2 separate regions of the Mus musculus genome follow, and region 1 is linked to region 2. Evidence: chromatin loops called from intact Hi-C (ENCODE). Cell type or tissue: gastrocnemius. All regions are shown on one strand.

Region 1 (5,000 bases), 260 kb after region 2:
ATAGTGAGAGCAAGCGGAGGACCACTAGGCCATAGTGGTAGGCACTTCCATCAAGAGCATGTAAAAATATTTTCACATGTGTGCAATGTGTACAAAGATGGCATAGGCATGTACACATACCTATTTGCAATGAACAAACATAAATGAACAAGTGCATGCACATACACATACAACACAAAATTCACTTGAGAAGATACACACATACATACAGACATACATATATAATAAGTTTATGAGTGTGCATGTTCATACATATCATAGATTCCATTCATGAATATATGTATACACATGTGTACACAGATATGTGTTAACATGTGAGCATATATATATACATCTAGATAACACATGTGTGCATATATACATGTGTGCATAAATATGCCCTCTTCAGAATATATACACAAACATATGCACATCATATGTACATTAACTCACAATTACATGCATATACACTTACGTTTACATGTGGTAGATGTGATCTATATATACACATGTGTAAAACTGGTATATACACATAAGCATGTCTATGTGTCCCACATGTTTGTGTAACACTTGTATACACATCTGTGTGACATGAATACATGTATCTGTACTCACACATTCACACATATTACAGCCTACTTCCCCCCATGGGTCCTGCATCTTGCTTCCTCCACACACCATCTTCTGCCTTATGCAGACTAGGCCCATTCAGTTCTTAAGGTCCCCATTCACAGAGGCTGTGGACAGTGTATTGACCAGCCCATGGTGGTCATCAGACTTCTGACAACAATTTCTGATGAACTTGTAGATGGCAAAGCAGGGGATGGAGAGGCAGGGTACTCCAGCCACAGTGACCACAACTGCATACACCCAGTTGGGGTATGGAATCTTCTGAGATTTCGGGAACTCCTCCTGGGGAGAGAACCACAGGTAACACATGTGGAAAAGGCCTGACACCCCCATGATCCCACCTTTTGTTTCCCAGTGGAGCCCTTCTACTGCCCTCCCACCCTACTTCCTGCCTTCTTCCCCAACAGTTCTTTCTCCCCATCCAGACACTGTCTGGGCACTCACATAGTTAGGGTCCCAGATGCTATACATGAGCGTTTTGTTGACCTCAATCACAAAAAAGAAGAGGAAGATGACCAGCATGATCAGTGGACTGACCACTCTCCACGTGACTTGCCAGAAGATGTTGGGCTTATGGCCGATCATGAACTCGATGTCCTTGTTGAACCTGCAGCAGAAGCCAGAGTCACTGGAAGCTCATGAAGGTCAAAGACTGACCAGACTTTCTATATCTGGAAGTAGTTATCATCTTGGGGTGCTGTGCCTTAGCCTTCCCTTGATAAGGTCCTCTAATTTTGCAGGCAAAGATACCATCTGACCTTCTTGGAATCCCCACAGCACTGAGCTATGAACTCATCATCAGAGGTCTCATATCCTCACCTACTTCCTGTCATGTGACAATGAGGGCAGGGGGCCATCAGACTTTCCTCCTTCCAACTCACATAAGACTGAGCAACAGCAACCTGAAGTTAGGTGATGCACACCATTTCCTGGCCTGCTCAAAGGCAACTCTGTGGCAGAACTCGTTTATCATAGGGATTTGATGTGATCGCAATGAGGCATATAGAACTACTGGTGACTTTTCTGGGGCCCCAGCAGATTCTAGGGCTTAAATGCAGGTTTGGTGATAATCTTTGAGCAACCGGTATCGAGCCTATCACTAGTCATGTGCCCTCCTCTCGTCACATCTTTGGGCAATGACTTTCCCAGTGCTACTCAGTGGGGTGGAATTCAGACCCCTGTGCATGTGCTAGCTGCAGCCACTCCAGGTATCAGCTGATACATTCCTCATCAATGGCTCCTAGCATCATAAAAGTCACATGGCTGGCCCTGTGCTCCTCAGCCTCCACATTGCTTCCTCGGGCCTAGAGTCTGGTCTCACTCATGCTGATGTAACCTTGCCCATGTCCCCTGTGGCCTTCCACTTTTCAGTGACTTGAAAAACATTTTCCAGAATAGGATCTCTAGCAGAGGGCTAACACCAACTTAATTTTAGTGGATCGTGATGGATCGTTTTACAGGGATCACAACACAGCTTCTTTAGAAGATGTAGCTTCCTGGATCCCTGTCCAGCAATGGAAATGATGCCTTGAGAGATTGGGTCAAGCTGATAGTTGGAAGTGGCCCTTAAGAGTGGTCCTCTGTGCCTTTCTGTGCTTGAGTTCTAGAAATCTGCTGAGGCCTCCTTCCCCCTAGAAGAGCTTATGCCCACTTCCAGAAGTACTTCTGATGTAGATAGCTGCCAAGTGGATGAAGGGCATTGAGCTCCATCTTGCCTGAGGGTGTGTGATGTCCACGTCCTACAGAGCCCAAGTCCTGCCATCTTGCATGCCCCCCCTCCCTCCTCACTGCCTACTTCCATCCTGCTTTGGTTCTAGGCCCAGTGCTGATTATGGAACTCCAGACTGAACATCATATATGTGTGTGCATGTATGTATGTGTGTATGTATATGTATATATGTGTGTACATATGTGTGCATGTATACACACATATATACACATACATATAGTTTGTGTAATGAGGTGTGTCTGAATTTTCACTTGTATTTTCTTTCTCTGGCACCCAAAGTTACTACATGTCAGTTTCTAGTACACCTGTAAATTCCTGTTCTTGGACAGGAAGCAGGGGCCATTGGGAGTTCTATGTACTGTTTAGATCATGTCTAATAAGAAAGGAGGCACCACTTCATCAAGGCCAACTCTTCACCCTTTGACCTCTCTCCACCTCTTGGACCAAGTGCCAGGACGAAGCCAATGCCAGCCCGCTCCTACGAAGGAAGTCTCCACTCTCTTGTGCAATAGTGAAAGCTTTGTGCCATAGCATGCCTACTTCCCTTATGCCTACTTGGCTGGCTCAGCTTACCAAAGATTCTGTGACTCAGCTTTTCTGTTAAAGATGGCAAGTCGCCACGGAGCTACCCCTCCTACCTGTCAACTCCATACACGTAGACGACGGCAAACATCTCACAAAAGGCGATGATTAGCAGAGGAATGGAGCCAGCAAAGCTGTCCAGGAGAGAGAGCCAGTACTGGCCCGAATTCAGTGTGAAAATGAAGGCGATGAGATATGTCCCCAAGCAGATGAGGCCTGTGGCCAGACAAGGAGCAGAGCTGTGGCTACAAGGCTGCTCAACCCAGGGATACATCCACCCTTGTCATGAGGAACACAAGTGTGTCCCCCTTAGATGATAAGCTTCATACATACCTGTCAACAATTCTTTGGGCCACTTCTTAGGGGTGATATTGAGGTCCTGAAGGGGTACGACCACACCCTCCATGTTCCCAAACATGGAGGAGAGTCCCAGGCAGAAGAGCATTATAAAAAAGAGCACCGACCACAGTGGGGACACTGGCATCTTCGTGATGGCTTCCGTGAAGACAATGAAGGCCAGGCCTGTGCCCTCCACACCCTGTACCAATGCACAACACAAGGTCATCTCAGCTTTCTGTTCCTTTCTTCCCTCTTGGGGCAGCTATTGCTGTTGCCCTTCACTGCTTCCCCAGAGATTAAAGGTTAAGTCTCCTTTACTAAAGACACCATGCACTTTGGACACGGGACTCTAAAGAATCTAGCTGAATATGATCTGAAGACCTCCTTCTCAAGGAAGGAGCACCTTTCACAGTACCAAAGGTATTGAGTAAGCTGCCAAGGGAGGAAAGCAAAACAATAGCCCTCCTCAGCTGTGAACTATCACAAGGATTTCTGAAAGTTCAACAGTGGCTTTCATATCCTGGCCTCAATCAACAGCTGTTTTAACTGAACCTAAGGCCAAGTTCAGGGAAATCATGCCTGGTACTGGACCAAGCCAACTCCCTGGAATGTTGAGGTCATGGATCCAGAAGAAGAACTTGAGCTACTTTAATAAACCCACATAATTCCTAACTGCTTGCTGAGTGTCTATCCTTATAGCCACAGATAAGTATAGCCCTTATCCCTCATCAAAGAAACTTCTCTTTGAATCAGCTAGAGACTATTAACAGAAAATGACAATCAGCCAAAACACAGAGAACAGTGGATCTTGGGGTGCCCATCCCCAGTGGATGTATCTACAATACAACTATGTACCCAAGGTCCAGGGAACATTATGAAGGAGGGGACAGAAAGATTGTAAGAGACCAAGGATCAAGTAAACAGCTGTGGTATTGTGTTTTTTATGACAAGGAAGCAACACTCATAACACCTGCCTAAACAAGACCTGAAGAAAAATAACACCAGCAGACATGACAATGAGGTGGTGGAGACTGTAAATCTCACTGAGGGGAGAGGGGAAGGAGGAAAACACTCCTATACAAAGACCTATGGGCAACTAGGGAATGCTGAGAACAGGAGAATAGAATTCCCCCAAAGAAAAACCCTATCGCTGGTTATCCAATACCAAGTGACCACCCTGAAACAATATACATACAAGCCATGGTAAGTGGACTCAGCAGGCTGTGTTCATATAGCTAGGCATATATGTGTATTTATGGCAGTAACAATCAAAGAAAAAGAGACCGTGGATCTGAGGATTGAGGGGGAGCACGGGAGGGGTTGAAGGGAGGAGCAGGGAGTGTTTTGTATAATTGATTTGAGAGGCTGGAGGAATTAAGTGAGGAGAGTCATGATAGGCGAACAGTGGTTCCTTCCTCCTGCCTGGTTTTTAACTCCTGCCACTCTTGGAGGGTAAGATGCTGACTGTACAAAGACTCTCTGTATGACTCACAAAGACGAAAAGAGAATCTTCTTCCACTCCCAACACATGAGGCTTTGATGGCATGGAGATCGCTGCACCTACCTCAGAAAGGAAGCTGTTAATGTCACAGGTCTGAAACTTCAGTTGTGCATAGGCCTGGGGATTAGTGGCATTGCACCACTGTTGGTAGGCCTCAAAGTTCTCTGAAGTCACATTGCCCTCCGGCAGGTCGAACCCATTGATGAGGGTCAGGATGTTCCTGGGAATGATGAAAAGGGC
Region 2 (5,000 bases):
ACAGCCTTTTTTAACTTCCTCTGAAATACTGTATTCTGACAGTATCTGTAATTACAGAACTTGAATTTGCCAGTCTGCTAAACTACCTGATGTCCCAGAGACAGACATTTATTCTTGCTTTTATTTTAACTAATGTAGAAAGTGCTGCCCAAAGACTGTCCAGGGACACTGCTGATGCTGACAAACTTGCTCTTCCCTGTAGGCTGTTGTGCAGCAGACCCTTATAGAGAGCACAGTAGGGCTTGAAGTCTTTGTGGCCACACATGGCTTCCATTAAACTCTTCTTTGTAGTTTCTAGAACTTTAAAAAGTCCAACCACTGGGGCTATAGAAATGAACATTCTCTGCTCCTCCAGAGGACCCAAATTCAGTATCCTACATGGGATATCTCACAACTTCCTATAACATCAGCTGCAGGGGGCCTGGCACCCTCTTCTGTCTCCTGTGGTCACCCACATACATAGATCCATAAACTTAAAATAATAATAAAATATTTTTGAATGCTCAGGATCACAAGCTGCACCAGGCTTGGCTTCCATTAGCCCCTTCGGTTATTCCCAGGTATACTGTGGTAGTGGTGGTGGTGGTGGTGGTGGTGGTGGTGGTGGTGGTGGTGGTGGTTGTCAGCTTGACACAGTTAGGATCATCTGGGAGGAAGTACCTGTGCTGATCAGGAAAAGAGTGTTATGTTATTTTGGTTTTGGTTTGTTTTTTTTTTTTTTTTTTTTTTTTTTTTTTTTTTTTTTTTTTTTTTGGTTTTTCGAGACAGGGTTTCTCTGTATAGCTCTGGCTGTCCTGGAACTCACTCTGTAGACCAGGCTGGCCTCAAACTCAGAAATCCACCTGCCTCTGCCTCCCAAGTGCTGAGATTAAAGATGTGCGCCACCACGCCCGGCTGATTATGGTGTTTTATCACAGCAATATAAGCAAACTAAAGCAGATGCACACACGCGAATTTCTCTACAGAAAAATTATATAAATCTGTGCTGTCCATAGCAGTGACTGAAATTTTTTAAAAGATTTGTTTATTTTATATATGTGAGTGCACTGTCGCTGTCTTCAGACACACCGGAAGAGGACATCGGATTTCCATTACCGATGGTTGAGAGCCACCACGTGGTTGCTTGGAATTGAACTCAGGACCTTTGGAAGAGCAGTCTATGCTCTTAGCCACAGAGCCATCTCTCCAGCCTTGTGTCTGAAATATTTACTGATATCATGACTGTTTTTAAATGGGTTAAATCCACCTTGTGTCTAGTGTCTTCATAGTTCTGGAAGACCTTTGCATATAGAGGGGGTGCGTACCCCTCTGTCTTTATCCTGGATGCCACTAACGTGAGCTGCACTGTCCTGTGATGTATTAAACGTTTTGTCTTTGTAATCAAACTTCAGCTCCTTATTCTGATTTTTTTTTTCGTTATTTTGCTTCAGTCAGGGTGTCAGCCATGCCTCAGAACCCCCAGTTCTGTTCCTCTGGGTGTGGTCCAGGCACTCAGTTGAAGTGAAGAGCCTGAGTTGCTGCTGAGCTCCAAGGAGAACAAAACTCTTCTGGCATTCAGTACACTGGGGCCGTGGTAAAGACCACAGGAAAATCCCAGTGAAGATCTTCCTGGTCACTGTGGACTTTGGTACTAGCTCGGCAGTTGTTATTTCCTGGGGCACGCTGCGGCTTGAGTACTGAGTACTGGACCTCACAGTGTCTCGGGATAGCAAGGAAGGGTTTGAATATTCCTTGGGCCACTCAGGCTAGCATGCACAGAGGCTGGGAAATATAATCCATCTACCTCAAAGACTTTTTTTTTATATGAATCCTGGCGAAAAATACTTATCCAAACTTGAGGATGAATACACAGGCCAGAGGATAGGTTGTTAAAGTTTGCATGTGAGAGCCACGCTCTTTGCAACTAACCATGAAAACAAACTCCAGAGAGCCACGCTCCCAGGACCTCAAGGAGGGTGTGAGCTCCAACCTGGGAAGGTGGATCCCACCTTATAGCTTTATTGACGGACACATTCCCTTTCTCACCTTGAGAAAAGCCGATCTTCTTTCCTTATGGTTGGGTTTGTCCAACGGCTAGTTGCCAATTCAAAGGGTTCTTCTTGCAGGACATTTCTTATGATTTCTTTAGCTTCCGAGGATTTTTTCACATACTTCAAGATTCCTTCCTTCTCACACATGCTAGCCACCCTTACTGGAGGTCTTAATTGGCACGACTGTCCGGAAACAATATATCAGGGTGGCTACAGGCCAGAGGACAGGGTTTAGGGTTTGCACGTGAGGGCCATGCTCTTTGCAACTAACCATGAAAGCAAGCTCCAGAGAGCCACATTCTCAGAACCTCAAGGAAGGAGTGGGCGAGCTCAGGTTAGGAAGTGCCCTGGAAAGTGGCCCCTGCTTGCGTTGCATCTTGACCTCATGGCCACACGGTGGCAGTGTGAGCAAGGTTTTCCCCGACGACGCATGAATGTTAATTTGAGAGCTTTATTCATTCTCTAAAGATTTCATGCTGCCTTCACATTAGCACACACTAAGCCCAACAAAGAAGAATTGGGAGATAAAAGAGAGAGGGTCAGTAAACCACTCGTTTAACCCCCAAACTTGATTCGTAACACCACATAAACACAGGGGCACGATGTTCCATATGTATTTGGAACAGTACCAAAAGGCACTGTAATACCTCTGTGAGGCCAAAAAGAAAACCGCTGAACAGCAACATCATCAGGAAACACAAACACAGTACCTCATGGTGCTCTTGAAAGGGAGAATATGGATTAACTGATTTTTACAAGATATATGCATATGTATGTGGATATATGTATGTGTGTTTATATATTTGTGTGTATATATATATATTCAATTTTAACAAAATCAATATTCCCTGACCATCAAAGGGGCAAGTAGGACTCCAGAAGGAAGCTGATCTTTGTCTCGTAGTCTGTGAGGGATGAGCATGTTTGGAGGTTTGGAGATTTGGAGATCTCCCCAGAGGCTCTTCTTAGAGACTTTAAAGGAAGGCATTTAATCGCAACTCTGGATCCTCTGCCTGGGATAGCCAGATAGCTTGCCCCTTATTCCTGAGGTATTTCTATGTTCTGAACATGAGCAAGCAAATTTCCCCAGCAGGCCCACTGCACCCACTGCGTCAGAATCCCCACTCCAGGTCTAATTTAAGGCTGCTGTGACTCACAGCCGCATGGTGTCTGAGAAGGAAGCACCTCTAGGCTGGGGGGTATCCGAGGGAGGGATACCTCCATTCACCATGCACTGAAGGTGGTGCTATCTTGGGTGCAGGGACTGTGGGAAAGAACCTCATCCCCTACCTGTCACCTGCTGCATCAGGGAGAGTTGTCAGTTCTCTACTCTTGCCACTGAGCAAATCTATATGCCCACCTGACCTTTCTACTAGGCCACTGTCCTTGTTTCTTCAAAAATCCTATTAGGTTCCAGGTCTTGCGTACCATTGAGGAGAACCTGGCCTGCCAGGTTGTTCCTTTAAGCATAGTGGGACCGTCCTTGGAATGTATGGGACCCAGGCCTATGGAAAAGACATGGAGGGCCACTCCTATGGAGTTGAGAAGAATTTACTGGGCAATTCGGAGGACAATGTCCTCTAGCATTAGGAGCAGCAGCCTCAATGTCTGGCAGAGCCCTGATTTCAGCAAAGAAAACAATATAGAACTCCATCTACCTGACAGTGCGGCTTTCCCAGCCCTCCATCACCCACGTAAACCTCACTGCTCACCTAGAGCCCCTGCTTCATTATGACCTGGGTTATAGGTGAGTGACAGCTCATGTGCCCGTGAGGGTGACCTTACCAAGGGAAAGAGTCTCAGAAAAGTAACCGTTAAAAATGAAATTCTCAGAAAACCCTGATCCAGCGTCCTTTTGGCAAGGTAGGGGGTGGTTGGAGGTAAACCTATAGAAAGAAGAAAAGGAGAACAAACACCGAACCTGGTCACATTGAATCATTGTCATAGGAGGGCAGGAAGATCCTCCCTCCCCCTCAAAAGGTGTAACATCCGTCCTGGCCTCAGATTCAGAGTTCTAGAGAAAGTAGTCTCATTGGGTCAGCTGCCAAGTTTATGGACCCAGGAAGCCCTGCCTGAAATTGGTCAAAGCAAGAGACTATCGTGGGTAGATAGGTGCATAGCACCTAAGCAATGCAAGGCTGACTGACACACCTGATGCTCATCCTATAAGATCTCTTTATACAATACTAACCCTTGAGAGTCCCAAAAGCACCTGCGTTAGAAGAATAGTGACTACAGACGTCAACACATTTAAACTAAAACAGGCTGTGTGAAAAGGAAAGGACACTCATAGAACCATAGCACTTTTGGATAAAAATCCCAGTGTCTGAGGTAGGCTATCTTCGGATGACATGTTGGCTAGTGAGACCCTCTAGGCTCCACAAACCATAAAACTATGGCCACTGCTGTTGGTCACATTCAAGAATTAGACTACAAGCCCTCATTGCTGAAGATTTAACTACAATCTTTGGCTGAAAGACTTGTTAAAATCAGTCTAGGACTTCCTCCCTACTAACTTGCCTTTATAGTCGTAAGAGGTAGCATACAGGCTGCTGGCAGGAAATCATCACTAGCAGTAGATACATATTAATAGAGTGTGATAAGGGGCTGGAGAGGTGGCTCAGTGTTTAAGAGCACTGCTGCTCTTGAAGAGGATCTGGGTTCAGTTCTAAGAACCTACATGGAGGCTCACAACCATCTGTAACTCCAATTCCAGGGAATCCCTCTTCATCTATGTATGCCATGCGCAACAAGCATGCACATGGTATACACACACACACACACACACACACACACGCAGGCAAAACACTCATATACATATGAGAGAGAGAAAGAGAGAGAGAGAGAGAATTTTTAAAAACTCAACTCTAGGTTTGGATGTCAGCTCTCTACTCAACAGAGAGAACACCTGTCTGCATCCACAATCAGAAAGTACTTGCAGAGTACAGTCTTTCCCAAGCGTACCAGCCA

The links. Hi-C counts contacts between places; a loop is a spot of excess contacts. Peaks named below come from ENCODE experiments on the same cell type or tissue, not always from the same donor. Only the 100,000 strongest peaks of a DNase experiment are listed, where the experiment ranks them.
Region 1: it touches region 2 in a loop (2.0-fold over the local background); 8 of 42 quality-filtered maps call a loop at or near these places.

What each region holds. Positions count from the first base shown.
Region 1 is chr13:73,680,942-73,685,941 of GRCm38, forward strand. It overlaps Slc6a19 (solute carrier family 6 (neurotransmitter transporter), member 19), which reads right to left. Exons shown (of 12, transcript NM_028878.4): 8 at 4,824-4,980; 9 at 3,254-3,458; 10 at 2,977-3,136; 11 at 1,054-1,216; 12 at 1-891. The coding sequence ends at 688. Among named protein-coding and RNA genes, the nearest start is that of Slc6a18, 5.4 kb to the left of the region's middle. In gastrocnemius, no CTCF peak of the experiment used is centred here; a DNase peak (open chromatin) is centred at 2,994.
Region 2 is chr13:73,423,606-73,428,605 of GRCm38, forward strand. No RefSeq gene overlaps it. Among named protein-coding and RNA genes, the nearest start is that of Lpcat1, 41 kb to the right of the region's middle. In gastrocnemius, a CTCF peak has its summit at 2,415 (motif pointing right); a DNase peak (open chromatin) is centred at 2,414; H3K4me3 peaks cover 261 bases.